Regions from separate parts of the Homo sapiens genome. Here region 1 is linked to region 2. A link is a loop called in an ENCODE intact Hi-C map of the cell type or tissue named here. Cell type or tissue: Caco-2. All regions are shown on one strand.

Region 1 (5,000 bases), 160 kb after region 2:
TGCATGTGATTGTGAGCGAACATGGTGGTATCCTGCAGATAAAACTCAAATGGGCATGGTAGACCTGACCAGTCAGCTCCAGGCTGGGGAGCTGAGACCAAAGTGGAGTTGTCTGATTGGAAGAATGTGTGTTGGTGGTGGAGAAGGGCAAATTGGGACCCATGGGAGATGGAGATGGGGCCAGCGTGCCCAGGGAAATACAACCTATGTTAAACAGGGAAAATGGAATAAGGCCTATACACAAAACATTAGGTTGCCAGAAGTAAGGCAGGAAACTGGAAAGAAACACGACAGTGGGGTGGAAGTGGAAGGGGAAGCTCTGGGCAGTACCTCCAAGGTGTGTGAAACCATCTCTCATTTCTAGTGGGTTGTGGGCAGGGCCTCTGGCCACACCTCCCTGTGGACTACACTTGTCTCAGGAGTGTGAAGTGGGCATCCCCAGATCCCAGGAGGAGCCCAGGACCTGCAAGACACCTTCTGTGCTGGTGTCATGTGCCCAGCTTGGAGATGTCCCTCTGATAGTGGATATGGCATCCAGGGGGACTTCACTTGGGAGGCAGAACACCCTGGTGGTGCCTGGACTCCCACTGTGGCTCTGCCTTGGTGTCTCTGTGACCTTGGGAAGTTGCTCAGCTTCCTGGGGTTGATTAAGGGATTAAACAGCAGGAGGATGTAGAGTGCTTAGCTCTGTGACTGGCAGAGAAAAATCACTCAGCCAACACTGGGTCTCCCTTCTCAACTCATTTTCATTGTTATTTCCAACCTTGGAGTTGTAGGGCATTTTAGCACTCAGCATGGCTGTGACAGGCTACAAAGTGGCCTAAATTTAACCTAGTGAAATGTAAGAGGAGATGTTTAAGGGTCTCTTTTGGGGCTCCCTGAAGAGACACACAAAGGATGTGCACACAAAGGATGGGAGAGCTTGAAATAACAAGAGCAGAAGAGACAAAGCACCCAGTGGGGAAGTGACTATAACACCAAAGGAGCCACCGGAGCCAGCCTGGAGTCTGAGCCTGTGTAGACAGGTTGCTGCCCAAATCCCAGCACTGGCAGCTGCTTGCTGACCCCGGCTGGCCGTGTGACCTTGGGAAGATCGTCTAATGCCCGTAAGGTATGTGGGAGGTAGTGATTATATCTACCTGGATAGATTATAAGAAGTTGGGCAGAAAGTTCACGCAGTGCCTGGCACAGAGGAATTGTGCCTGCAGTCATCAGATCCTCAACCTCTGCTCTCCGTGTCATAAGAGCAGCAATGGCACCCTGGAGCTGAACCTCAGGAGGGCGGGTGTGGGAGAGGAGCAGAGGGATGGAGGCTGCTCATCAAGGACCTGGGAGGCAACCAGGTCCTTGGCTGGGGAAGCCGAGTGGACGGAGCTGGCCCTGCTCACCTCCATGGCCTCATCTCCCATCGCTCCTCCCCTTTCGATCCATCTACACTGGTCACCTTCTGACTTCTAGAAGCTCCTTGCTGCCTCAGGGCCTTCACATAGTTCTCTTTGGCAGATTTTTCTTTTTCCTAATGGTTGGCTTTTTTTATACGCTTAGATCTTATTTCACATCTCACCTCCTCAGAGAGGCCTTCCCTTCCCTCCTTGCTGAGTGGGTGTTCATGGTCCCGTGCTCAGTCACGCTCTGCCAAGCTCTGTGTGTATTTCTTGCATAATCTTTATCACATGATATAATTATGTTACTTGTTTGTTTACTCTATTAAGGTCTACCTCCCACATGCACAGTGAGCTCTGTGAGGACAGATGGATGGCTTCTTAGTCATGGCTCTCTCTCTCTCCACCACCCAGCCCCGTGCCGGCAGCATAATGATGCTGAGTACGTTTGAAAATTTGGTGGTAAGTGTAGGCAGAAACTCATGGATGACACCTCTTCGTCAACCTAACGAAGGTCTTTCAGTACTTCCAGGAATGCGTGAAACTTTCCCAAGGGTGCCTGAGCCAAAATCAGGAAACCCACATATTGGTGATGCTATATGAGTTTGTTAGGAAACCCACATATCTTTTCAGATGAGTTTAGGGACTTATTGGGATCTTCCCACCTATGTCTTCTTCCCTCGGTCTAGTTGTGGCCTCTGGAGCTGGAAGGAGCTGAAAAGAGCGCCCCATAAAGAGACCATTGCCATTTCTGATTGGGTTGGTGACTGTTTTGCTAGTGCTCAGCCTTCCTAGCCAACACCCAAAGCCATCCATTAGAAAAGGGAAAAAGGAAATGAACATAAATGCAGTGCCTGATAGTGTCAGTTTTTGCTGTGTAACAAATGATCTCACAACTTAGTGGCTTATACAATAGCCGTTTTATTTTGTGTACAATCATGCGTGTCCAGTAGGTGGTTATTCTTCTCTGGCCAGCTTGTTTAGTTTCTGCTGGGTTCTCTCATGTGTCTCAAGTGCCCTGCTCACATCTCTGGAGTTCAGCAGGCTGCCCTCTGGAGCACCTTGGTTCTCCTCCATGTGGGTTCCCATCCAGCAGGCTAGGTCAGGTTCATCCCTGTGATGCTCTCAGGCTTCCAAGTGCAACAAGAGGGCAAGCCCAATGCGCAAGTACTTCTTCAAGCCTCTGCTTGCAGCATGTTTGTTGATGCCTTATTGGCCAAAGCAACTCACGTGGCCAGGGCCACAGTCAGTGTGGGAAGGGATAACCCAAGGGTGTGGTTACAGGGAAGTAGATATTGCAAACAATCTCCCACCTTCTCTGTGCAGGTGATTACATGCATGTTCTGATTTATTCCCTGAAATATACCATTCACTCCTTAAAAGAAGGACTTTTTCTGTTGTTTGCTTTTCATGGATAGGGACCCTGAAGTTCAAGGAAGTTGAAGGAGGTACATTTACACAGTTGGAACTGCCTAAGTAAAAATTGCACCTGACAAATTTAATCAGGCAAGGAAGATATTATTCAAGACCATTGTAATCAGGTCGAGACAGGACTTAACTCTCCTGAAACAAAGGGACGAGGAATTCTTAAGAGCTGGAATTCTCAGGCCATCTGTGTTTGCTACTTAAGTTTACTAAAGGAAAAGTAAACTTTCTCATATCTTCATGATAGGAGAGGTTAAAAAGTTGGAGAAAGGCACACTGAAGTTGGGCTCCCACTCTTCCGCAGACTGGGAGATAGGGACGCTCTCTCCTTCAATGCTCACATTTCAAATGGTTGCTTCCCAGGTCCTTGAGAAAGACATTACTTGGGTTGTAAAACTAGTAAATGACCAGCAGAATTTTTTTAAAGGAGCAGAGAAAGAATTTGTAGTTACAAGTTTTCTAAAGTAGACGCTCTAACAAAAGGGAGGTGAGGAGCTTATCAGGAAGAAACCTGTCTAAAACTTTAGTCAAACCAAGGGGAAGGAATGTCAAGGCTTTCTTGGTCAGAGCTGAGATTTGACCCCCAGGACCATCTGATTTCAACACTCACGTGCTCCTTCCTTCAAGACCACACACAATACAGGCTGCAGTAGGGTGGGGGGAAGTCTGTCACCATTTAGAGACAGCTTAGGCAGTTTCTGAAGAATTTGTCTTCGAATTTGAATAAGAGAATGTATTTAACACATTGATGAATTCTATAAAATTGCAGCTGCAGCATGTAGAAAAATTAGACCTTTAGTGGTTAAAATCTAGATTCACAATGTCAGAGCAAGAAGGGGTCACGAATACAAGTTCATCTATTTCCCCGTTGCACAGGTGGGAACTGAAGTCTTGCCCAAGGTTACAGAATGAGACCGTGTTGGATCTATGTTTGTACCCCAGGCTCCCAATTCCCAATGCTGAGTTCTTTCTACCCTATTTTCCAAGGTTTTGCACCAGCGGCTTCATCCGGTTTTCTCTTTTTTCTTTTTCTCCTTTCTTTTCTTTTTAAAGGCTCACTGGCAGCTACTGCTCCAAGGCAGAAAATGTATTCATTTAAATGACTTCGTTTGGAAATAGAAGCTTGAATAATGATGTTACCATTTATAATTGCTCTGATTAACCACACCACGTTTTGCAGTTTAGAATAAAAAAAGCCTCATTCCTTTTGTGATGTGAATTTTAATTGCTTTCTCTCAGGAAGACCCCCCCCCACCCCCCCTTCCCGGCCGGCATACTTGCATGCTCTCCGGCTTCTGGAATCTCAAAAAGACCCCCTCCAGGCATGCCTGTGTGCTCCCTGGGTTCTCTGGCTGAGATTTGGGGCTGGACACAGGATAGACGTTCTGGGAATACCTGGGTGATTTGAGATTTTGGGACAAAACCTACCTGACTCTACAGTTATTCACCTTTAGACCAAAGTTTTATACTCCCTGGGGAGAATCACAGCTTTAGGGTTCCCATAAGGCCCAGACTGGAGACCTAGGATAAGGGGATTTAGAATTTTTCTAAGGGTTTTTGGTGCACACTGGAGTTGTCATCCCTGAGATTACAAAGGGGGCAGGATCATCCATAATTTATCTGCCAGTGAATGTGTCCTCTCAGATAGATTTACTTCTCCTTTTTTTTTCAAACCTTAAGGATATTTCAGTTGTTTGACATTTCACCCGTCTGAAATAAGAATCAGCACAGCGTGCAGTAGAAAGAACAAAGTCTACAAAAATATAGGTGAATGTGTATTTGATTTTACGGGGAGCAAGGGCTTTCCAAGTGTAAAAACCAAGAAACAAATGATGAGAAAGGATAATGGAGTTAGTTGTGTAAAATTCATAAACATTTGTAAGTAAAAATACAATTACAAAAAAGGTAAAGAACAACTTGAGGGAAATATTTACAGCAAATATGATTCACAATGGCTAACTATCCTTGATATATAAAGAACACTAATAAGCAACAAAAAGGTGTCTTGACAGAAAAATGAGTTGTTTTTCTTACAACTCATGTAAGAAAAATTGCCATAGTCAATAAAAATCTGAAAAAAAATTAGCTTTCCTTTTAGTTGCTGAAATATAAATTTAAAAAGAATAAAGGTACCATTTTTTCTCGATTTACGTTGACAACAATTTAAACAATAGTGTTATTTCAGGAAAGGGG
Region 2 (5,000 bases):
ACAAAAGACTATGATTTTAATTCAAGGAAAGAGAGCTATTTATTTTAAGTATTTCTGCAGAATGGCAGAAGTAATTTATTCAGTTATAATTAGACACATTGTAAAATGGACGATTGTGAAAAGAGTGATTCTTGCTGGCTTTGGAGAGCTGGAGAAGGCTCTTCTGTGTGATTCTCTGTTATCTGGTCCCAGATCCTGGTGCCAGAAATTAATCTGTGAGCCAGGGCTGAACCAGATAAAAATGGAAGCTGAAAGTGTTCACATTCTCTTTTTCATCCTGAAAATGGGCTTTCCTTCTTTCTGTCTTGATAAGAAACTCCTGCAGCAAGTATTTAAATTGGAGAATTGCTTGGGTATGAGATGGTTTAACAGTATGTAATAGAAAAATCCTTGAGTTCTTCAGTCAAGGGGAAATTATGTGTGCATCTGAAGTGAATTGTGGCAACTTAAGAAGCCTATGCCATTTGGGGCTGCATTAATAGAGATATAGGAAACAGATCAGTGAAGGTGATTGATAGTTGGAAATTCTTGCTTTCTTTCAACAAGCTTGGAGTAGATGAAAGGATTACACATATAGGAAACCTTCAATAATCTACTTTATTCTAGTCAATAAATAAAGAAATAAGTAAATAAATACATAAATAAAGTAGATTATTGAGGGCTTCCTATGTGTCAGGACTAGGGAGACATTGGTGAACAACATAGACATGTTTCCTTGTTGATCAGACATTTTGGAAGGAGACAGATAAATGGGCAGAAAATTACAAAACAGCAGGAGATACCATGAGAGGAGAAGTCTAGTGTTTCATTAGAAGCAGAGGGTAGGGGTGAGGCAGAGGGAACAGCCTTTGCTGTGGCTCAGAGGTGAGCCAGCATGGCATGTTGTGGGAACAAAATGCCCAATGTGGCTGGAGCACAGAGTTGACAGGTATGCTGTAGCATCAGAGGTGAGGCCAGTGGGGTGAATGGTCAGATCCTGCAGATCCTGGGGGTAACTGATGACTGCATTCCCAGAGCAGTGGAAGCTGCTTATAAATTTTAAGCAGTGATGTGTTGTGACCAACTTTTCTTTTTGAAAACATCACTTTTTTTTTTAATTCAACGGTTTTTAGTATATTCAGAGTTGTGCAATCATCATCACAATCCATTTTAGAACGTTTTCACCACCCCCAAAAGAAACCAGGTACCCATTAGCATCATTCCCTGTATCACCCTACCTCCAGCCCCAGGCAACCGTTAACCTCCTTTCTGTCGCTATGGATTTGCCTATTCTGGACATTTCATAAAAATTGACTCATACATCACTTTTGATTCCATGCCAGGAAAATGGATAGAGTGGGTAAGGTGGTAGAAGTAAGACTAGTTAGGAAAACTTCCCTGAGAAAGATAATAATGCCAGGAGAGAGATGTTGGTGACCTTGTTGGGAGTCATTGCAGTGGGGATAGAAGGGATTAGGTGGCTGTATCTGAGAACCTGTTAGGAGGAAGAATGAATAGGAAGGTGATTATTTGTGTGTTTTGGGAAGAGAGATCAAGGATGGTGCCCAGTTGGGAATTGGGTAGGATCCATCCTCCAATGCAGTGTTTGGGTATATGGGGACAAGGCCACGAGCTCAGGTTTGCATGCATTCAGAGTGTGAGTGCTCAGGGATGTTGTGGTCAGGGTGTCTGGTGAGCAGTTGAGTATTTGAGTCTGAAGCTTGGATAGAGGCTGAAATTTTAGACCTTGGAGCCATTGGCACAAAGTTGATCACTGAATCGTGGAAGTGGATGGATATCTGTGCATTGAGAAGGGCCGAGGGCAGCCTGGTTGCACTGGAAGTATGGTGCCCCATCCTGGACCCTTGCTCTATGTAGCTGTGGATGGAAGAACCAGAACCCAAAAGTCCCAGCAGGCAGATGCTCACTTGGCAATGGGTTCCTTGGAAGGTGGAGAGTTTCCTGTTACCAGATGTAGCAGCACCTTGTGACCCTATAGAAGGCACTCATGCGTTAGGTGGGATTGCTGCTTATGTGAACTCTAGACACCATCCTGGTCTGGTCTTGTTTGCTCCAGTTGAATGGCCATTTTTGATGGAAGTGCCCACATCAAGCAAGGTCCCTTGGTTGATTCTGCTGTCTGTCTGCCTCTTTCTGTGTCTACTTGCTTCCCAGATCAGCTTGGATTCCATAGATATCATATCCACCATTCTCTTTTTTGGAATCCCAGTACCCTTTCCTTAGATCTCTATCTCAACCTTAACACCTGGACAAACACAGCTCTTTCTCTTTTCTTCCCTTTTATCAGGTGGCTAGATACTGCTAGAGAAAAGTCCCTCAGACCTAAAAAATGTGGCCTCTGTAAATGTGTGGTGCCCAGCCTTACCTGTGTAAACCTCTTCAGTATTACCTAGGTGCTGTCATGCTGGGCTTGGCATTTGGTGGGCACTTGGTAAGTTTTTGTTGAATGAATGAATGCACAAGTGTGTAAGTTTTAGATTTTATTCAAGGGCCGAGTTAGCAACCCTGTGAGCCCTTTAGGCAGTTAAAAAACCAGACCTGAGATTTAGAGCCAGTGAGCTGTTGAATTTTTATTAGATCAATTTGCTGAAGACTCTGGAAAGTTGAAGGGAGGAGGGAGAGGGATAGCAGAAATGGGCACCACTTACCTTTGTCTAAGAGTTTCAGGAAGATCAGGTAGGGGGATTGTTGGGAGTAACCCAGGGTGAAGAGGAGGGAGGCTTCTGATCACCACCCCTGAACATTGTCCTGCTCATCAACACCGTTCCTTATGGGGAGAAGAGGAGCCGTGGCAGGGCAGGGTCTCTTGGAAGGTGCCCCCGGTTTGAATCCAGCTCAGCCCCATGCTGCCTGTTGCTGTTAGACAAGTTCTCTGGGCCTCAGTTCACTTATTTGTAAGGTGGAGATGATGATGCTTACTTCAAGGGTAATTGTGGAGAGTCACTGAAATAATGTGTGCAAAGTCCAGCATGCAGTGCTCATGCTCATTCATAAAAGTTAAGTGCTCTCTTTCTGTTGGTAGAGGCAGCATCTGTAGCATTAATGATTGTGACCAGACTGTAAGACTCCACTGGGCAGTTACCATGCCTGGTATGGCCATGTCAACACGGCTTCTCCTGCCCCTTGGGTGGAATCTGGTACACCATAGGCACACAGTTGTCTTTGGGTAGATAATTGCAGCATGAATGCTAATTATTTAATGTAGGTGGGTTGACTGGAACAGGTTCTGCCATATGGCTGTTCAACAAATTGTAGCTATAGCTCTTGTTATTTACCTTGAAATATATGTGATGGGGGATGGTTTTTTCCTTCTGTAGACAGCAAGCAGCACGATTCTTCAGGCCCTTAATAGGGCCCTATAGATTCACATGCCTTTCTTAGGTCAGGCAGGGCTGTTTCCCCAGGAAAGACATGCCTGGGACTCACTCTTCTTTGAGGGGAGAGAATGTTTTGTGCAGATCCAAGACCTGGCTGCTTCCACAGAGGGTACAGAGAACATGCAGTTCTGCCATCTTCAACTTTCAAATCCTGCCCGGGGGACAGTCGTGTGCCCTGTGGCCAGGCTGGTTCTGTCTCCCACTTCTGTGTGCTGGCTCACAACCTTGTCTTTCCTTGGAGCCTCCTGCTCACATCTGTCATTTTTATTTGAGCATTCAAGTCCGTTTAGAACGTTGGGCATGATTCACTGTTTCAAGGTCTTTGCTGTGCTGTTCCAGGCACTTCCAGGTGCCTAGGGCATGGGCATATAGGATGATTCCTTTGAGTCCTCTTAGCAATTCTTAGATTGTTCCTGCTGTTCCTGCTGGCAAATGAGGGAGCAGATGGCATGTAGAAGAGCTGAAGTAATTTGCTTTGAGAGTTGAGGTTAGACTTGAGTCTTCTGTACTCCACGTCGCATGCTTTTTCTTCTGTGTGTCTGTGGTCTTAAGGAAAGCTGCTCGGAGGCTCACCACATCTGATCAAGGGTGCCTGAATGCTAACTTGTAGGATGGCTTGGAATGGTTCTGTGGATACTCAACCACGGGCACTAGAAGTCTCTCCAGGTGTTGCTTTTATGTGGATCCTGTTTCAAGAAACTGTTCTGGGAATAAAGAGAGTAATTGAGAGCTGTTCTATTTATTGCGAAGTCTTATACAAATACTATTTAGGTTTGATGAATTTATACACTGTTGATGTGATAAATGTAAAAATGGCCATTAATTCTTCCCCTTACCATCTGTCCATACCCTTGCAATGCAACACTGTACATTTTCCCATGAAGAGGTAGAGTCTATTTCTCTACCCTTTGAATCTGGGCTTGGACACGTGGCTCGTTTTGGCCAATGGGAGAGTAGCAAATGTGACACTGCCTGAGGTTTGAAAGGGACTTGTGTCTGGGGCTTGTTTACTTGCTATTCCTGGGGTCCCTGCTGACACCTCCATGTGAAGAAGCCCAGATCAGCCTGCTGGATGTTGACATACATGGCCCGGTTGCCCCAGTCACCCCAGCTGATAACCAGCCATCCCTAGAAGCAGAGCCACCTTGCTGAGCAGCTGCTGATCACAGATGCATAACTGAGCCTCGCCACGACCAGCAGAAGAGCTGCCCGACTGGGCCTAGCTCAGAGCATTGACCCACAGAATCATAAGGTAAATAAGTGGTGGCGATTTGAAGCCACTGAATGTTGGGGGTAGCTTGTTATACAGCCAGAGCTAACTGACATGGTTGAATTAATGACCAGTGATTTGTTTTTTGTTAGCCACGGAAATTTAAAAAATTATAAATGATTTTGCTTCAGGATTTCTTAAAAGTTAGCTCTTTATCAGGGACTGTGAAATATTATCGAGATTATCAGCCTGGCATTTGTGCTACAATTTTCCAGTGCACATGTGGCTTATTGAATGTGGATTTCTAAGTTTGGAGAGAGTCTTTGGCCTGAGTGTGAGTCCGAATATGTTGACTCACCAGACACCAGGATTAGTAGTGTCTGAGAATTCATGATCCAAGAAGTAAGAAATTT

Evidence for each region. Peaks named below come from ENCODE experiments on the same cell type or tissue, not always from the same donor. Only the 100,000 strongest peaks of a DNase experiment are listed, where the experiment ranks them.
Region 1: it touches region 2 in a loop (24-fold over the local background); 1 of 110 quality-filtered maps calls a loop at or near these places.

Annotation. Positions count from the first base shown.
Region 1 is chr20:42,979,051-42,984,050 of GRCh38, reverse strand. The region is part of intron 1 of PTPRT (protein tyrosine phosphatase receptor type T); the gene reads left to right. Among named protein-coding and RNA genes, the nearest start is that of PTPRT-AS1, 13 kb to the right of the region's middle. In Caco-2, no CTCF peak of the experiment used is centred here; DNase peaks (open chromatin) are centred at 2,590 and 3,102.
Region 2 is chr20:43,140,882-43,145,881 of GRCh38, reverse strand. All of the region lies in intron 1 of PTPRT (protein tyrosine phosphatase receptor type T), which reads left to right. Among named protein-coding and RNA genes, the nearest start is that of PTPRT, 47 kb to the left of the region's middle. In Caco-2, no CTCF peak of the experiment used is centred here; no DNase peak of the experiment used is centred here.